2 separate regions of the Homo sapiens genome follow, and region 1 is linked to region 2. Evidence: chromatin contacts called from ENCODE Hi-C or POLR2A ChIA-PET data. All regions are on one chromosome and are shown on one strand. The core of a region is the stretch at or near the end of the contact, and the rest is flanking DNA. Distances in the headings are between cores, read along the strand shown. Region 1 holds the start of CSF3R (colony stimulating factor 3 receptor). Region 2 holds the start of THRAP3 (thyroid hormone receptor associated protein 3).

Region 1 (7,031 bases), core at 52-2,551, 260 kb before region 2:
TTCAGGACCAGTTTAAGTTTCTGGATTCACCAGGACAGAAAAGCAGGTTTTTAGGAGAAAACATGGAGGAGCTCAGCTGGGAGGCGTGTTTAGTTTTGATGTGTGTGGAGCTTCAAGGGGAGCTGGGGGTCTGAGAGGCAGGACTATGAGGTGCTACTCAGGGTCATGCAGCATCAATATCATCTGTGGGTCTAGAATGCAGGCCTTCCCTCCCCACCACCACCACCACCGTCATTCCCAGGCCTGGGCCACCTTCTACCTCTGTTATGGCACCCATTCCAGCCTCCATGTCTTTGTTCTCACTGTTCCCCTGCCCAGCATACCTCCCCTCTTCCATACAAGTCCCACCCATCTGTTCAGTTCCCACCTCAACCAAGTGGTTAGAGCAAAGGTCCGAGGTCAGAGGTGGATGGGGCCTGAAAGAGTGGTGGTGAGTGTGGCAGAAAATGCAGAAGCCTTATTTAGAGCCCAGCTCAGCCTCAAAATGGCTGTGGGACATGAGCAGGTCACGTTCCCTCTCTGGGCCTCAGCTTCCCAACCTTTCAGGGATGAATAAGGAAAGATCCTTGAAGTTACAGATCTGGAAAGCGCCATAAGGTAAAACATCATCAGGACACTGAAGGTATACCACAGGACACACTCTACAAATGAGGAGAAAGCTTATGAAAAAAGACTTAGTGGCCCAGTGCGGTGGCTCACGCCTATAATCCCAACACTTTGGGAGGCCGAGCAGGCGGATTGCCTAAGGACAGGAGTTCGAGACCAGCCTGGCCACCATGGTGAAACCCTTTCTCTACTAAATATACAAAAATTAGCCAGGTATGGTGGCAGGCGCCTGTAATCCCAGCTACTTGGGAGGCTAAGACAGGAGAATCGCATGAACCTGGGAGGAGGAGGTTGCAGTGAGCCAACATCGCGCCACTGCACTCCAGCCTGGGCAAGAAGAATGAAACTCTGTCTCAAAAAAAAAAAAAAGAAAAGAAAAAGAAAAAAAGACTTAGTGGCATTTTCTCTGAGCCTTGAAGAATGAGTAGAATTTCAGCAAGTTGAGGTGGAGGTGAGGGAGGGCACTCGAGGCAGAGAGAACAGCCTGAGCAAAGGCCAGGAGGCGGAAAGTTCAGGGTGGGTTCAGGGAAGAAGGAGTGTCCAGTTTCTTTCTAAGTCAACAGCTCAAGGGCTTTTTGTAAGTGGGCTGTCCAAGCGGAGCAGCCTCCAGTAAACACCTGTTTGCACAATCGAGGTCACACACAGGGGCGCGTTTGCACAATGACCTGTTTGCACAATCTTAGCTGCCTGCTGTATTCCAGCCAACCCCGGCCCTGGCAGCTGAGCACCACAGCCTCAACTTCCGGGCACTCACCCCAGCTTGCCCACCTGGACCCCGCCCCGGCCCCTCTGAAACAAGCTGCTCCTTGACCTACCCAGAAGCCCCACACATCACAGGCAGTAACAGAAACAGAAACAACTCGGGGCTCAGTAGCTAGGCTGCCAAGAATAGGGTTCCCTCACCAGCACTCCCTTACCCAGGGTTTCCAACACACAGAGGCCTTGTCTGATGGAGGAGGGGCGGGAGGCAGGACAGCTGGAAGAGGAAGTATCCACAAAGCCGACACTGGGTGCGGGTAGAGGGGATGACTCCTCGTCTGTCTTGTGCTCTTCAGTGCACCATAGTAAACACTTATTAAGCATTTACTGTGTTCCTGGCTGTGTTCCACAAGCCTTACGGTCACTGATTTCTCTCAAGAATCCTATGAAGCCAATACTGTTAGCCCCATTTTACAGATGACAAAACCGAGGCTTAAAGAGATTAAACATTTGTTTGGAGTCACACAGGCAGCAAGTGGCAAATTGAAGCAGCCTGACTCCTCAGCTCATCATCTTAACCTCAGTACACTCTAAAGAAAGCTCTTCCTTAAATCTAACTTTCATTTCCTTAAATCTAACTTTTATTCTGGCTGCTGCAGCTCCATTTCCTGGTGCAGGTCCTCAACAGAGAATGGAGCACAAAGGAGAATAGTAGAATCTCCCTCCTAAATATTGAATTATGCAGAAGGGAACAAAGGAAAGCAACTTTATTGAACACCTACTATGCGCTGGTTACCATACTAGGCATTGTATTTCTGATAGCTAATTTAATTATCACAAAATCCCTGGGAGGAGTTATTATCACTGTGACAGATTAGGAAACAGAGGCTTGGAAGAGGTAAACACCATCTCCAAGGTTCTGCAGCCCAACAGATATGCATTGAGTATCCTCTGTGTGTCCGGCACTGTACTGAGGCTAGAGAGGCAGAGGTGAGAATACAGTTTCTGCCCTCAAAGAGTTCACAGTATAATGGAGGAGGCAGGCGGCCAACAGCCTACTACAGTATTACAGGATGAATGGGGAGAAGGGCCCCTAATTCAGCTTGACTAAGGTGTGGAAGCCCAGAGGGATGCTGAGCTCAGGCTGGATGCTTGAACTGGGTCAGGAACAGGACTCAGCCAGCAGGAGGTGACAGGCGCTCCGCAGAAGAAAGGCACAGGGTTGTTCCAGAGCCTGGGGCAGGCAGGGAAATACTAGTGAATTTGGCATGACCGGAGCATGACGGGCTGGATCTGAGGAAGCAGGGGCTGGTGAGGCAGGAGAGGGAGGCGAGGGTAACTTGCATGTCCGGTTCAGGAGTTAGGATGTGACGACGGGCCTCTGAAGAAAGACAGGGAGAGGAGAAGGATTGCAGGGCCATTGGCAAGGCTGAGACGGGAGCTCCATAAAGGCAGGAACTAAAACTGTGTCTCACCATTGTGTCCCTGCACCTGCTCCAGGAGCAAGTTCTCTGAATGATGAACAAAAGGCCCATTCTCCTTCATTAAGAACTGACTGGGGCCAGGCGCGGTGACTCATGCCTGTAATCCCAACACTTCGGGAAGCCGAGGCAGGCAGATCACTTGAGGCTAGGAGTTCGAGACCAGCCTGGCCAACATGGCAAAACCCTGTCTCTACTAAAAATACAAAAAAATTAGTCGGGCGTGGTGGTGCGTGCCTGTAGTCCCAGCTACTCAGAAGGCTGAGGCAGGAGAATCACTTGAACCTGGGAGGCAGAGGTTGCAGTGAGCCGAGATCGCGCCACTGCACTCTAGCCTGGGTGGCAGAGCGAGACTCCATCTCAAAAAAAAAGAATGAAAATAAAAATAAAAAATAAATTTAAAATGACCAGAAGGCCAGGTGCGGTGGTTCACGCCTATAAAACCAGCACTTTGGGAGGCTGAGGTGGGCGGATCACTTGAGGTCAGCAGTTCAAGACCAGCCTGGCCAACATGGTGAAACCCAATCTCTACTGAAAATACAAAAATTAGCCAGGCATGATGGCAGGCATTTGTAATTCCAGCTACTTGGGAGGCTGAGGCAGGAGAATCACTTGAACCTGGGAGTCAGAGGTTGCAGTGATCCAAAATCGCGCCACTGCATTCCAGCCTGGGTGACAAAGTGAGACTCTGTCTCAAAAAAAAAAAAAGAAAGAAAGAAAAAAAAGAACTAAAAGAACTGACTGGACATGGGAATGTGGAGAAAGGGTTGTAAGGAATGACTCCTGAGTCCCTGAGCTGCATGACTAGGGAGAGGAGGGGATGGTGGTTAATTCACCATGACAAGGTACGTGGGGATTAGAGACAGATTTGGTGAAGTGGGGGAAGATTCATCCAGTTGATCATTCATTCAACAAACACGCATGGAGGCCTTACTGTGTGGCAAGCAGTGTTATAGACACTGGAGATAAAGTTTTGAACAAAACAGATAAAAACTGTTGCTCTTATGGAACTTTCAGTCTAGTGGGGATTGAGACAGCCAATATCAGATGGTGAAAAGGGATTTGGGGGAGAGAGAGATAGGGAGTGGGAGGGAAGGGGCTTGCAAATTTTGAAAAGGGTGCTCAGAGAAGGCCTCAATGAGAAAGTGACATTTGAGCAAAGACCTGAAGAAGGGGAGGGACCAGCCCATGTAGCTATTTGCGGGGGAAAGAGTCCAGGCAAATGAAACAGCAAGTGCAAAGGCCCTGAGGCAAGAGACAGCATAACAAGTTCAAGAAGCAAAGAACACAGAGTAGCTGGAGCAAGGCAGCAAGGGGGAGAATAACAGGAGAGGGATCCAGGAGGTAACAGGGATACCAGGTTTTGTAGGGCCTTGTAGACCATCCAAAGGGCTTTGACTTTGACTCTGAATGAGACAGGAGCCATTGGAAAGGTTGGGACGAGGATGGGCTGATCAGACTTCTGTTTGATTGATATCGCACTGGCTGCTGAAGGAATTACAGACAGGTGCGGGAACAAGGATGAAATAGAAGCAGGAGAGCAGGCAGGGGGCTATTGCGATTATCTAGGCAATAGATGAGGGTAGCTTGGAGCTGGCTAGTATTGGTTTCAGTTATATTTATATTTTCCAAATATTATCATAAAAATATTCAAACGTAGAGCCAAGTTGAACTTTACAGTGAATACCCAGGATTCTGGTTATATTTGGAAAGAAGAGAGTCCATGGGACTCACTGAGCGAGCAGAGCCTGTGGGATATCTTGGGAGGGTTGCAGCAGGCAGTCAGGTCATTTGACTTGGAACTAGAACTACAGCCCTGGTCTGCAGCATCACACCAGACCCAGATGCCTCAAAAGGATTATATGTTAAGGACAGTCTGCTGGTCTGTTGGCACCTAACCTTTTTTGGGTTATGAATCCAATAAACTATGAGCAGTTTGAACCTTTCTCAGAAAATGCAAAGAAAATTATTTGTAGTTTTAGAAGAATCATGAATACAGACAATAAAAGACATAAAATGTAGTCTATTTCACTCAATTACAAAATATTCAGTGTTGCAGAACCATTGTGGGTAAACATTCCTAATTTTTAGTGAACATATAAAGACCCCGTGCCTCACCAAGACGTCCTCCTGTCTTGCCCCCAGAATTCCTGTTTCTCCATCTGCCTGGTCTATGGGCAATGCACAGAATACGTAATGAAGAGGGGAGCAGTGAGTATTGGGTTACACAATTCCCTGGAACCTGGAACACACCCTTCTGAGTACTGTGAAGATGTGGTCCCCAAGGCTAGAGCTGAAAAGAGGCTTAGGGCCGGGTGAGCCTTCCAGCCAGGGCCTGCCTCCAAGTGATGCTCCCCCAGGGCAGGGGGCATAAGGATGGCACCCAGCCAGGTGGGAGCCTGGGCCCTGCCCAGCCTCAAAGCTTTGAGCTCAGGAAATCCGGAGGCAGGGGAGGGGGACATCGTTGCCACATTCCCCAGCCCTTTAAGACCCCCAAGGCAGGAAGGCTGCCCGGGCCTCACCAGCTTCCCTCACAGGCTCCTTCCTGGGAGGAAGGGGCTGCCTGTGCCCTCGAAGGCGCAAGGGAGGGCAGGAGGGAGGCTCGGAAGGTGTTGCAATCCCCAGCCCCCGGGCCTGTCAGAGGCTGAGCCATTAACGACAGAGCTCGGGGAGAGAAGCTGGACTGCAGCTGGTTTCAGGAACTTCTCTTGACGAGAAGAGAGACCAAGGAGGCCAAGCAGGGGCTGGGCCAGAGGTGCCAACGTGAGTAGGGGATCCCTAGAGAGGGGCTGAGCCTTGGGCTTGATGGAGAGCTGGAATCCTGGGGCCACTCCCCACAGCTCTGCCAAGTGTTCATGTCCGGGGTCCTAGGCCTGGGGCCCGGGATTCGTCCTTTGGAACCCCAGCCCTGGACACTGAGTCTCTTTTCACAGGATGCCCCTACTTTTGGGGGTATTGCACCAGGGAAGTCACTCACAGCCAAGTATCTCCTTGGGGACACTGAGCTGGGCTGGGGACAGGCATAATCATTCTCCCCTCCCCATGCCTCTGTCTCTCAGGACGTGTGTGTCTGTGAGTTCCAGCCGCGCAACCCCTCCCCGTCTGGGTCTCTATTTCACTCTCTGTTTCCATCTTTCCTCCTCAGCTTCTCTCTGGCTTGCTATCTCTCTGAGTTTCTCTGTCTCGCATATTTCCTGCTATCTCTTGAATCTTAAACTCTCGGTAACAGACGCTTCCCGGGCTCCAGGCCTCCGAGTGCCCCCCCCCCGCCCACTCTCTGGGTCGGCGTACATTGGGCCCTTTTTCTCTGTCTCTCGATATCTCTCTGGCCTCAATCGTCCTCTTGGCGAGTCTCTCTGTCGTTTCAGTCTGTGTGGATTTCAGTCACCGCCTCACTCTGTCACTCTTCCTGTTGCTCTCTCTTTTTCTTTATCTGCAGCATATCTGGAAATGCCTCTCCCCTCTGTTTATTCCCAGCCCCCTCCTCCCTCCCCACCCTTCCCACAGAAAGAATCTCGAGGTGAGAGTAGAAACAGCAAGGGAGCGAGGGGTGTGAAGTGGGGAAGAGAGTGTGAGGGGAGAGGGCTGAGCGTGATGAGGGAGAAACAGAAAGAGGGAATGTGAAGGCAGCCAGCCCAGGAGACATCGAGCTGTGCTGGGCCACAGGAGTGAGCACCTGCAGAGCCCAGCAGAGATGGCCGCAGTGACAGGAGGGCCAGGGGGCCCAGGAGTTAGGAGGAGAGGATCCAGAAAGGGGGCTTTGGAACTGCGCAGTGTGGCACAGACAAAAGCAAGGTGGCAGTCCTGGGAGGTGTGACCACACAGGCTGTGAGGGAGGCAGGGGTGAGGGGAAAACTGAACTGTGCTGGATTCTGTGAGCTGCTGACCTGCTATTTATGGCTCGTGAAAATAACCTATGGTTGCTGAGTGCCAACTCCATGCAAGGCACAGGGCTAAATGCCTTTACCAAAATAATCTCATTTCATCCTCACAACAACGCTGAGGAGTGAGTGCTAATGTTATTTCTTTCCCACAGATGGGGAAACTGAGGCTCGGCTCGGAAAGGTGAAGTAACTTGTCCAAGATCACAAAGCTGGTAAGTGGCGGAGCTGGAGATCAAGTCAGGTGACCTGAATCTGAGCTGGGCTCCAAACCTCTCTGCATATCGGCCCCCCAGAGAGTGAGACCATGCTCCAACAGGTCCTAGGCCCACTTAACCAGGCTGGGGGACGTCCAGGGCTGCAG
Region 2 (6,926 bases), core at 3,849-6,348:
CCAAATTTCAGCTTCCTCACTATGAGCAAAACCAGCCCCTATCTTCTAGACAAAAAGAAACTAAAATTTCTACAGCACATCATTAAAACATACTACTTATTCTCAAAAAAAAAAAAACAAAAAAAAAACAAAAAAAAAAACTGTAGACCAGACACGGTGGCTCACCGCTATAATCCCAGCACTTTGGGAGGCTGAGGCGGGCAGATCACGAGGTCAGGAGATGGAGACCATCTTGGCTAACACGGTGAAACCCCGTCTCTACTAAAAATACAAAAATTAGCCGGGTGTGGTGGCGGGCACCTGTAGTCCAAGCTACCTGGGAAGCTGAGGCAGGAGAATCACTTGAACCTGGGAGGCTGAGGTTGCAGCAAGCCAAGATCGCACCATTGCACTCCAACCTGGGCAACAGAGCGAGGCTCCATCTCAAAAAATAAAAAAAAATTAGTTCCCTTGAAAAATTAATAAAGTCAATCTTTTAGAAAGGGTACCCATGTCTCTTACTGCCTTGGTAAGCCTTGAGCAATTACCTTTTTCTTCCTTAGAGACAGGGTCTGGCTCTGTCGCCCAGGCTGGAGTGCAGTGCCGCAATCATAGCTCACTAATACCTTGAACTCCTGGGGTCAAGGGATCCTCCCACCTTAGCCTCCCAAAGTGCTGGGATTATAAGCATGAGCCACCATGCCCAGCCTACATTTTTATGGATTATAAAGCTGCATTATATGGTCTAGAACATTGTTTCTTAACTTTTTTGAAACTCTAACGAATATGGTAGAAGGAGAACACATTTTCCTTGAGAAAATGCACCCCTATTCAAAAATATTTTACAGAGTTCATGGGCTCCCTGGAGTCCACCGGCCATAGATTAAGGATGTAATGTCCTGCTGCAGGCTGTGCGTGGTGGCTCACGCCTGTAATCCCAGCACTTTAGAAGGCCGAGCCCGTTGGATCACCTGAGTTCAGGAGTTCAAGACCAACCTGGCCAACATGGCAAAACCCCGTCTCTACTAAAAATACAAAAATTAGGCCAGATGCGCTGGCTCACACCTTTCCCGACACTTTGGGAGGCCAAAACGGTCGGATCAATTGAGGTCAGGAGTTTGAGACCAGCCTGGCCAGCATGGTGAAACCCTGTCTGTCTCTACTAAAAATACAAAAATTAGCTGGACATAGTGGCGGATGCCTATAATTCCAGCTATTTGGGATGCTGAGGCTGGAGAATCGCTTGAACCCTGGAGGCAGAGGTAGCAGTGAGCCGAGACCATGCCATTGCACTCCAGCCTGGGTGACAAGAGAGAAACTCTGTCTCAAGAAAAAAAAATACAAAAATTAGCCAGGCATGGTGGCAGGCGCCTGTAATCCCAGCTACTCAGGAGGCTAAGGCAGGGAGAACTGCTTGAACCTGGAAGACAGAGGTTGCAGTGAGCCAAGATAGTGCCACTGCATTCCAGCCTGGGCAACAGAGGAAGACTCCACCAACAGAAAAAAAAAAAAAAAAAAAGAGGCCACGTGTGGTGGCGGGTGCCTGTAACCCCAGCTACTTGGGAGGCTGAGGCAGGAGAATCGCTTGAACCCAGGAGGCGGTGGATGCAGTGAGCCGAGATCGCACCACCACACTCCAGCCTGGGCAACAGAGCGAGATTCCGTCTCAAAAACAAAAAGAGTGTCCTGCCATGCAGAATATGTTTACTTGTTTCGAATCCAGGTATCACTCTGTTGCCCAGGCTGGCATGCAGTGTCATGATCATGGCTCACTGCAGCCTACAGAGACTATTAAACCTACTTACCCTCCAATCTCTGCTTCTTGCTCTTCCATCTCTATTTTCTTGCTCTGTCAGGTAACTACCATCTTCGGTCTCTTAACTAACATACCTCACAATCCATTTTCCATACTTCTGTGAAATGATTTTAAAACATAAATCACCCCTGAAACCCCTTCCTTCCTCCCTCCATCTGTTGTAGGCTGGGCGCAGTAGCTTATGCCTGTAATCCCAGCACTTTTGGGAGGCCGAGGCAGGCGGATCACCTAAGCGTGGGAGTTTGAGACCAGCCTGACCAACATGGAGAAACACTGTCTCTACTAAAAATACAAAATTAGCCAGGCGTGGTGGCACATCCCTGTAATCCCAGCTACTTGGGAGGCTGAGGCAGGAGAATCGCTTGAACTGGGAGGTGGAGGTTGCAGTGAGCCAAGATCGCGCCACTGCACTCCAGCCTGGGCAACAAGAGCGAAACACCATCTCAAAAAAAAAAAAAGTTGTAAATAATGTTATATATGTATGTGTCTATACATATTAAAGAGAGAGACGGCAATCCTTCCTACCATCAGAAGGCTTCAATGGCTTCCCTAATAACCTTCTCTCTCCAACTCATCTGTAATCACTCTCCAAAGTGTCAAACACAATTGGCCTCCCTTCAGTTCTGAAAGCACACTAAATTCTTCCCATCTTCCAGTTTGTGCACTTACTGTTTCCTCTACCTGGATACCCTCTCCTTGACATCCTACAAATTGGTTTCCTCACTCTCCCCAAAAAGAACTTCACTGACCACCCTTAGGTCTCCCCCTTTTCAGTGTCTATCAGAGTCCTGAACTGGACACCTCTATGTTACTTTTCTCAATTTGTAGTTTATTTGCTTACCTTTTGTGTTCCCCGCCCCCAACAATCCTGTTAAGTTTCCAAAAGACAAGACCTCATCTGTCATCACACCCTAATATATTCACAGGCCCACAACAGAAGCTGGTAAATGACAGGCTCTCAAGTAGTATTTGTTGAATAAATTACCCAATCAACCAGAGTCAAACAGTGAACAGATCTTAGATGTTTATAGAATATGTGTGAAAAAATCCACCAAAACCCTGTATTTGAGAGAATAGCATTAACCAGACTTCCTTGCATTCAGGATGTCAATATGCCCTACAGAAACAGGGTAGCGCCCTAAAATGCTTAGTGGTTAGGACTATCCATTCTAAAAATAATAAATCGTGGCCGGGCGCGGTGGCTTACGCCTGTAATCCCAGCACTTTGGGAGGCCGAGGCAGGTGATCCCCTGAAGTCAGGAGTTCAAGACTAGCCTGGCCAACATGGTGAAACCCCGTCTCTACTACAAATACAAAAATGAGCCAGGCGTGGTGACACACACCTGTAATCCCAGCTACTCAGGAGGCAGAAGCAGGAGAATCGCTTGAACCCAGGAGGCGGAGGTTGCAGTGAGCCGAGATTGTGCCCCTGCACTCCAGCCTGGGTGACAGCGCGAGACTTTGTCTCAAAAAATAATAATAATAATAAATCGTATGTCTGTGTACCCTCCCAGTCATCAACATTTCCCATCTCTGTGCTAATCTCAGAAATATTCCAAGCTTCCTCCCTCCAATTCCTCGGAACAAAATAGATCACTCTTTTTGTAATCCATATTTTGCAGGCTAAACCAAATTTAAAAGTACCTATATATTTGGTATTAAATAAATACACTAAGGTGGTACTACTACTACCATCACCACTGCTAAAATTGAACTGTACCTAGTCTACAAAACTAAAAACATCAGTCTCCAAAATTGGAGATCTTTCTCTGGTGTTAAAACGTTTAAAAAACAAAGAGATGGAATTACACTGGATATAGAGGTTTTTAATCAAATCACTTCTTACAGAAACCTCAACACAACTCTCTTACAAAATGCAATTAAGCCCAAATGGCTGCAGTAAAACTTATCATTAACGTATGAACATTGGCTCACAAAATACATCTCCCGGCAAAGAACAAACTGAGCCCGATTTGCTCCACAAGTTGTTCATGGCAGGAGCCGGTTTTGGCTATTTAACAAGCTTCTAAATCATAATACACACGTCAGACTGTCTAGAATTACAGAACAGACTACAACAGTACTTCCACAAACGAAAAAAGTCAGGGTCATCTGAAACAGAAGAAAAATAACGGTGTGATACACGCCTCATCTCTCTCGGCGCACACTCTAAAAAAAAAACCTATAAATGATGATATTACTTTTTAACAGTGGCTAAGTGATTTTTATTTTATCTCATTTAGTCTCCACAATAACCCTGTAAAGGGGTCACTGTTACTTACTGCTGTTTTAGTGATAAGAAAACTGAGGCAGCTGGAGATGAAGACTCTTGACCTAAGATCAAAAGATAGCAGGGCCAAGATTTAAACCCAAGCCAACTGGTTCAGGATACTTCTGTTATGCTCCCAACAGAAGCTTCACTGCCTCTCTCTTGCCAGGTCCTTCTATACTCTCAGAGGCTTTCCCTTCACCCCAAGTAACAAATTCCCCATAAACACTGTACTGCCACTGATGGCTTCCAACTTCTGTGCACCATTGCTGCTCCCCAGCTTCTGCTGCCATGCTCCACCCCTAAGATTTGTAAAGTCAAAGACAACAGTTGATAAAAGTTGCTTAGGTGCTAAGAGAAGCAAAATAATTCACCTCATATAAGCAGAACTCACGCCGATTGCCACTGGAATGCAAGCCGGCCTCAGCTCCAGCCCAAGAAAAAAGTGAGAACTCTAATATTCCCGTAGGAGACAAATTTGGACTATCCCGTTTTTGGCCACCAGGCTGGAAAGAACGGAAGCGGTACTAACATTTACTGAGTGGCAGCCACATGCGCCCTAGGAGAAGACCGAACCAGGCCAATGGGGACTGGGTGGGGGGAAGGGCACTCGGGAGTTCCGGGAAAAGAAATCCAAATAACGGGGTTCATACGACCAAAACGGGAGGAGTAGGGAGTGGCCGCCCCCAGGCCGACTGCAAGATAAAGCGGCGTAGGAGCTGCTCTGCAGAGAAGGCGACCAAGAGCCTTGGGAGCTAGGCCGGGGCCAGGGGAAGACCTAAAGGGCGGGGAAGGGGAGGAGCCGGAGGGAACGGAGCCCGCTCAGAAGAGGCCAGGGTGTAAGCTGGGGGGAGCGACTCCACGCCAGGCCTTCCCCGAGCCCCTGACCAGCAGCTGGGGAAAAAAGATAAGAGACGAAACCACTAGAGCCGGTTAAGCTGCCCTAACTTCCATCAGAGGCGCTCACTCACCTGGGCCTACCACAGAGATCGCAGCTGCAGCTCGCAACGGAACAACCAGCCCGAACCTCGCCCCCGCCCCACAGCGCGCCCAGCGTCTCCGCTCTCCGACGACGGCGACGGCGTAGACCCGCTGCCTCCTGGGAAATGTAGTCCTACGCCCTCCTCTCCTGGCCGACTTGGCTGCCATCAGAACTACGTTTCCCAAAAGACAAGGCGAGCGTTGGGCCCGCCGCTTTGCGTCACGCGCTCGGTTGTCGGCGGTCACGTGGGTTGCTCGGGGCCGTCCCCTCCCCCCGCCTGGGTGGCCTGGAGATGGAGGAGGGCGGTGGACGGAAGGGGCGGGGGCGTTGCTGACGCCACTGCCCCCACCATTTTGGAACCAGCCTGGAGGGAGAGTCTGAGCCCCACCCACTCCGGGCCAGCTTGCCTTGTTGAAAAGCTTCCGAGTTGGAAGTCGAGTCTCCCTGTTTTTGGTCTCTGCTGCGCTCCCTTCCGCTTTGTGACCTTGAGCAAATTCATCCCTCCTCTCTAAACTTGTTTCCTCCCCTGTGAAATGAGACTTGTAATTTCTACCCCACAGCGATGTTGCCAGGCTCCGACAAAGTAAGGCACAGGAAAGCCTCAAGCACCCTGAAAGCGCAACGCAAATGGAGGGGTTGGTTTGGTTTCGTTTTTTTAATTTTAATTGTGTGACCTCATTCGGAGACCCAGAAACCGCCTCTCCCCAGCCTGCCTTCTGTAACTATGATTTTCTGACTGTCGTCCTGGGAAGTTTGTTAAAATGGGTGCTACTGGGGTATTGAACCAAAAGTTTACCGGGGAGTGTCTCCCTGCAGTCTACATTTTAAACCGATCTCTCGGGTGATTCTTACCCACCTACAAATTTGAGAATCTCTGCGTTTATCAGTTTTGCACAGGCTGGTTTCCTCCGGAATTTCTGCTCTAGTGTCTCTGAACATTTAAGACCCATCTCATAGGTCATCTGTGATGCTTTCAAAGTTGACTAGCTCCTCCCTATGCCTGTGTTCCCACAGTAAGTTTGCATCTTACTCTGTAAGTATCGGGGCCTTCCCCGACAAGACTGTGAGCTCTTTGAGAGCCGAGATCAGTTTTGATGGATTTCTGCACCTCCAGAGAAAAGTAGACACAGTACACATCAATTAATAAAGAAATCTAATGCTCTTCCTAAGAGAAAAGCTGCAAGGCTCAACTCAAGTAGCAGACCACGCCACATCAGCCCTTGCCCTTAGTGGCTTCGGCAGCATTCCTTGCACACGGCTTACTCTTTCTTCCTTCTTTGAGCACTTCTTGTGGTCGACGTACTGCGCAGTGCTTCTTAAAACGTTCTAATTTAATTGATTTTATTTTTATTTATTTATTTATTTATTTATTGAGATTCTCCCTATGTCGCCCAGGCTGGAGGGCAGTGGTGCGATTTTGGGTCACTGCAACATCTGCCTCCCAGGTTCAAGCGATTCTCCTGCCTAAGCCTCCTGAGTAGCTGATTTTACGGGCATATGCCACCACCCGGCTAATTTTTCTACTTTTTGTGGAGACGGGGTTTCGCCACGTTGGCCAAGCTGGTATCAGACTCCTGACCTCAAGTGATCCACCTGCCTCGGCCTTCCAAAGTGCTGGGATTACAGGCGTGAGCCACGGGGCTGAACCAATGTAATTTTAAATTCAAAGATTTTCTGGGTGTCTACTGTATACAATGCCCAGTGTAAAATACTGGGAACACGGTAGTAAACTAGATGGATACCAAAATACATAATTTTGGCTCCCCTTTTAAGAAATACAGGCATAGGCCGGGCGCGGTGGCTCACGCCGGTAATCCCAACGCTTTGGGAGAACCGAGGCGGGCAGCTCACCTGAGGTCAGGAGTTCGTGATCAGCCCAG

What was found. A loop is a pair of places that touch in the nucleus more often than their neighbours do. ChIA-PET counts read pairs that join two places held with the same protein, here RNA polymerase II (POLR2A). Pooled maps may share reads with other maps.
Region 1: a pooled map shows a loop between it and region 2 (2.7-fold over the local background). The contact joins the enhancer-like site here to the promoter of THRAP3 in region 2. A Hi-C loop is called at or near these places in 2 of 50 pooled maps. POLR2A ChIA-PET finds 5 or more read pairs at or near these places in 3 of 52 experiments (AG04449, WTC11 and activated T-cell).

What each region holds. Positions count from the first base shown.
Region 1 is chr1:36,481,329-36,488,359 of GRCh38, reverse strand. CSF3R (colony stimulating factor 3 receptor) reads left to right here and starts at 5,447. Exons shown (of 17, transcript NM_000760.4): 1 at 5,447-5,549; 2 at 6,823-6,882. RefSeq lists an enhancer at 6,759-7,031. Within about 2 kb of position 1,301, at least 18 of the 41 ENCODE cell types and tissues checked have a DNase peak (open chromatin) inside an H3K27ac peak, as active enhancers do.
Region 2 is chr1:36,222,615-36,229,540 of GRCh38, reverse strand. It overlaps THRAP3 (thyroid hormone receptor associated protein 3), which reads right to left and starts at 5,098. Exons shown (of 12, transcript NM_005119.4): 1 at 5,036-5,098. RefSeq lists enhancers at 4,652-5,180, 5,012-5,221, 5,181-5,708, 5,622-5,921, 6,132-6,301 and a silencer at 5,352-5,471.